Linked DNA regions of Homo sapiens: region 2 is linked to region 1. The links are chromatin contacts, found by Hi-C or POLR2A ChIA-PET in ENCODE. All regions are on one chromosome and are shown on one strand. The core of a region is the stretch at or near the end of the contact, and the rest is flanking DNA. Distances in the headings are between cores, read along the strand shown.

Evidence for each region. A loop is a pair of places that touch in the nucleus more often than their neighbours do. ChIA-PET counts read pairs that join two places held with the same protein, here RNA polymerase II (POLR2A). Pooled maps may share reads with other maps.
Region 2: a pooled map shows a loop between it and region 1 (4-fold over the local background). The contact joins two enhancer-like sites. A Hi-C loop is called at or near these places in 2 of 37 single-sample maps with no recorded cell type and 4 of 50 pooled maps. POLR2A ChIA-PET finds 5 or more read pairs at or near these places in 1 of 52 experiments (activated CD8-positive, alpha-beta memory T cell).

What each region holds. Positions count from the first base shown.
Region 1 is chr17:68,792,619-68,795,318 of GRCh38, reverse strand. No RefSeq gene overlaps it. Among named protein-coding and RNA genes, the nearest start is that of ABCA8, 160 kb to the left of the region's middle. Within about 2 kb of position 1,283, at least 16 of the 41 ENCODE cell types and tissues checked have a DNase peak (open chromatin) inside an H3K27ac peak, as active enhancers do.
Region 2 is chr17:69,114,729-69,117,428 of GRCh38, reverse strand. It overlaps ABCA6 (ATP binding cassette subfamily A member 6), which reads left to right. Exons shown (of 39, transcript NM_080284.3): 12 at 1,943-2,053; 13 at 2,492-2,667. Among named protein-coding and RNA genes, the nearest start is that of MIR4524A, 16 kb to the right of the region's middle. Within about 2 kb of position 1,433, at least 6 of the 41 ENCODE cell types and tissues checked have a DNase peak (open chromatin) inside an H3K27ac peak, as active enhancers do.

The DNA of each region.
Region 1 (2,700 bases), core at 34-2,533:
TGTCTTACTTTCCCTTTCTGTTTGCATCTGTAAGTTTTTTTGACGGGAAAATAAAGCCCATCAAACCTAATGTTTTGCATAATGGAAAACAAAATATATGAAAAGAGTTTGGGGGGAGGGGAAGATTGTTTTGCTGTTTTGTTTTGTGACTTTTCAGCCCATTATCTTCACTTCCTCTTCCTTGTTCTCTAGCTTCTTCCCTGGTTACCTCTTTTCCTGCCTTCGTATTTACCAGCTCTTTACTTTATTTCAATCATCTTCTTTCTAGCTTGTTTGTGTTTGTTTTTTCCTACCCTTAGGGGATTATACAGACTTTCAGACTACATGGTGGTAAGAATAATGGATTGTTCTGTGTTAAAAAAAATTCAGAATGGGAGAAAGTAGGGCTGTGTTCTGGAAGCAATGAGAGCCTGGGGCCTTGGAGGACTTTCTATGCCCAAGCCTCACAAAGAGAACATCTGGTGCGACACGCAGCTGGGAAAAGATCTAGTTTTTAAAAACAGACAAAGCCCTATTATATAAAGGGAAAAACATATCTTTTTTGTTGTTATTTCAAAGTTACAAGTGCTCCCTCTTCTGTCAACCTTTAGAATTTGTGCTCTCTTGGGCCACTCTGCATATCAAAGAAAAAAGTGGATAAATAAAAATAATGAAGCAGAATAAAGTTCTTCACTCATGGAAACTTGAATGTTGTAAGCAATGGAAGAATTCAGGGACACTACACGAGGAGTGATCCCTCTGTATTAAATGCAATGTCCCTGCCGGGGGTGGTGGCTCACGCTTGCAATCCCAGCACTTTGAGAGGCTGAGGTGGGCAGATCACATGAGGTCAGGAGTTCAAGACCAGCCTGGCCAACATGACAAAACCCCCTCTCTACTAAAAATACAAAAATTAGCCCGGCGTGGTGGCGCACACCTGTAATCCTAGCTACTGGAGAGGTTAAGGCAGGAGAATTGCTTGAACCCAGGAGGCAAAGGTTGCAGTGAGCCAAGATCATGCCACTGCCATGCAGCCTGGGTGACAGAGTGAGACTCTGTCTCAAAAATAAATAAATTAATTAATGATTAATAAATGCAATGTCCCATGGTGCTGTGGCCTGTGCTATTTGGATGGTCAGCTACTTCATTGCAACATGCACCAGTTTCCTGGAGGTTAGTTGCTAATTCTAAAAGGCTTCAGATAATTCACTGTGTATTGAGTCATGGCTTGATGACGACCTTGTTTACAAAGCTCATTCAAACAGCCCAGTTCCTGCCCGTTTGCTCTTTGACCCTGACCGAAATCCACCAGAAGGCGAGTGACTTACAATGGGATTATTCACATTTCTGCTTTTTGTTGCATTATTCACTTGAAACTAAAAAAAAAAAATCAAGGAGCAATTACTTCCAAGACTTTTCCAAACACATCACTGGGCGGGGGAGGGGTCTTCATCTGGGGGCAAGGCACTGCAAACTTCCAACATTAGGATATAATCTGTGAATGAGATAACCTATCAGTGGTGGCCTAGGCTCCAGCCTTCTGGTCAATCTCAGCAACTTGGAAGCAAAAAAGCAGAAACTGTTACATTGGTTGATACTTCTTTTACAAAAGGGATGCTCTGTTCTCTTTTGCAGCCAAAATCCACAGTGATCCACATAATACTCAGGAATCACCCAGAAGGGATTTCTATCTGAAAGGAGAAAGAAGCTCTGGGGCATGAATATACGTTGTCTTGTAAAAAAATAAATCAGTAATTCATGTGTGTATATTTTATACTCAATGGGAAAAAATGTTTTATTTAAAAAAACACTCAATATTTTACATGACATTGTGAAAAGGCAGCACGGAATTACTCATTTGCTTCCTTTTTTAAAGTTTTAGATGAAAAATAAACATTTAATCCCATCACTTGTTCTTAAATGTAATATTATTTTGTTGTCCTTTACACCCCAGTTGTCACAGGTCAGAAACCCTGAGAGAAGCCAAGATTGCTAAAATGAAACTTTACTTCTAGAAACAACCCCAGAATTAAATGTTTCTCCACTTGGCATGGAATTTGAAGATTGACTTTGAATGCCACCTTGGAATCTAGCATTAGCCAGTTACTGCAATAAAGAACAAAGGAAGGCTCAGAGGAAGTTGTAGGAAACCTCAGTGTGTCTGAGATGACCTGCAGCAGAGGCCATGCAACAAGGTCCCACCCCTGGGGACCTGGAGATGTCACCTGATAATTACGGTTTTGGTGAATAGTGATAAAGATGCCAAAAACAGTTTTACCAGCAAGCATGACTACCTAGCAATAGGATTAGACCTGTGGTAACTTTGTAACTTTGGTCTGATGTCATAGTTTTGTGTGTGTGTGTTTTTTTGTTTGTTTGTTTGTTTTTGGTGTGACCGGAGTTAGTAAAAGCTGAGAGAAGTAGAAAGATGAAATAAAACAAACAGTCCAAGGTTACCCTGCAAAAATTAACTCCAAGCCTGAGAATCAGTATGCAGAAAAAATAGCAACGTGTATAGTGTCAATTTCTTTTTGTCAGCTCCAGTTTATGAGAAGAAAATGATGGTAAAGAGTATAGCTAAAATTTTGGTCTTCTTTCAAGGTTTGCCATGTAGATAAATGTGTCTAGGAGTTTGTAAACCACAAAACAACAGGGAAACTCAATCCTCAAAACCTTCCATTTACAAATGAAAGCCTTCTCTTTACAGGGCTTACAGAAATA
Region 2 (2,700 bases), core at 184-2,683, 320 kb before region 1:
CACATTTTGATACAAAATATTCTAACATACAGTTTTCTATAACAGACATTTAAGCAAACATCAAAGTGAGTAGCTAGATTTCATGGAGGACTATTTACTTTTATTAAAAATAATTTTTAGGAGGGATAAAAATGATTTTTATAAAAGACAGAAGCCTTAAAAGCTGAAAAAGAAGAGCCATGAACCTTCCAGAAGTGTAGAGTTCTCCGACCATTGTGTTTATATTGCGTGTATTTTCTAATAAATACAGCATCCTCTAATTCAGTCTTATTCATTGCTTTTAGATTAGGTCTTTGAGAATTTAATGTATTTGTATGAGCAATTTTATTCTCTCTCTAGGTTTCTCTCATCAAATACCATCTAGAGCTGTGATTTCTTTCTTTAATGTTAGCTCAGGAGATACTGAAATAATTTTAAATTGATTACTTAAAGTTTTGGAGCACATTTTGAACTACCTTTGTACTCATCAAGTCATGAACTTCTTTTTGTCTAAACAAAAAACTTCTTTAAGAATTTTGTTCATTTTAAAAATAGCAGCACCTTAAAAAATTAAAAGCATTGGACATCAACACATTAAAAATATGATTATGAATTCAAACCAAGTATAGCTGCTCTTTGGGAAATCAGGGAAGAAGTTGCAATCCCTTAGCCTCCTCTTCCTTCCTCATGGAGTTAGTTTCTGGAGCACATCTGCAACACCTTTGGGACACACTTTTGAAATCTTTTATCTATGGCCTACTTTTCAGAAGCTAAGTACCATTCCATTATATGGATACCACGACTAACTTATTAACACACCAATGTATGAGATTCAATTTGTTTCCAATTTTTAGTGTAATAAAAAATACTAGAATGAACAGCCTTGTTCAATCTTTGTAAATGTCATAAATTGTTTCTTGAATATAAATTTCTAGAAGCAGAATTATTCAAAGGAAGCATACTTTCAAGATTCTTGATTCATATTTCAAATTATTTCCCTCTAAAATCATAAAAAGTCATACTCCCACAAGCAATACATAATGAATAATAATGACAACGACAACAATAGCAATAAACACTTAGATTTCATTGAGGATTTGGTGTGTGCGGGAAACTATGCTAAGTGATTTACATGTACCATTTTACATTTAGGCCTGTGAAAGACATGTTAATATATCTCTCACTTTGCAGATGACGAAACTGAGGCTTCTATTTAATTTTTCCAGTTACTGTGGGTCAGTCCCAACAGCCAGTATCACTTCCCTCTTACCCTGGAAAACACCGTATACTTTGCATTTAAAAATTACAGGCCAGGCATGGTGGCTCACATCTGTAAATCCCGAAGTGGGTGTATTGCTTAAACTCAGGAGTTTGAAACCAGCCTGGGCAACATGGCAAAACCCTGTCTCTACTAAAAATACAAAAATTAGCCAAGTGTGGTGGCGTGGGCCAATAGTCTCAGCTACAGGGAGCTGACGTGGGAGAATTGCTTAAGCGTGGGAGATTGAGGCTGCAGTGAGCTGTGATTGCTCCACTGCACTCCAGTCTAGGTGGCAGAATGAGATCCTGTAACAAAAAAAAAAAATTACAAACATAAAATTTGTTAATGTATTTGTTTAGTTGTCCCAATATTATTTATTAAATAAACCATCTTTCTAATACATTTGAAAGGTCATTTTATTAATCTTTATTTTTATATTTTCTTTGGTCCATATTAGACTTCTGTTCTGTTCCATTGGTCACTATATCCTGCACCAGTAACATATTATTTTAATTATTATAGTTCTGTCACATATTATTTTGGCAATTAGGAAAATATTGATCATTGTGTATTTTAAAGTATTGAAATGCTGAGAAATATGCCACTAAACTAAATAGCCTTGTTCTATGTTGGGACCAGGCCTGTCTAATGCCTTTCTGTTTATACTGTTAATAATTTGTTAACAATTTGTTCTAAAAATAGGCTTGCTCTTTGACATATATGAAGGTCAAATCACGGCAATCCTGGGTCACAGTGGAGCTGGCAAATCTTCACTGCTAAATATTCTTAATGGATTGTCTGTTCCAACAGAAGGTGAGTAAAAAGAAATTTCTCAAAGGCAAGATGTCTTATAATAGAATGAGGTCAAGCATATGCCTCTCATTTTAAATTTTAAATTTGATGGCTTAAGAGAAATAATGTTTATCTAAAGTTGTTTCCAAGAGCTACATAATTTTGAATATACTTCATATTTCTGCAATTTTATAAAAATTATTATCTTTATTCCATTGTGTGATATTTCAGGGTAGATGTGCAGTTCTATAAGCATATGTTTGTAACAAGAATAATTAGTAGTTCACAAATTGTGTTCACATATATGCAGTTCTATAAGCATATATTTATGTCAAGAATAGTAGTTCACAAATCATTTTAGACATTTGTGAACATATGCCAATATTTTCTTAAATGAGATCTATGAATATTAATAGAATGTATTATCTTGCCAATTTTATTTTTAACTTCTATTCTTAGGATCAGTTACCATCTATAATAAAAATCTCTCTGAAATGCAAGACTTGGAGGAAATCAGAAAGATAACTGGCGTCTGTCCTCAATTCAATGTTCAATTTGACATACTCACCGTGAAGGAAAACCTCAGCCTGTTTGCTAAAATAAAAGGGATTCATCTAAAGGAAGTGGAACAAGAGGTAGGAGGGCATGCTTGGATTAACTGACCTGCC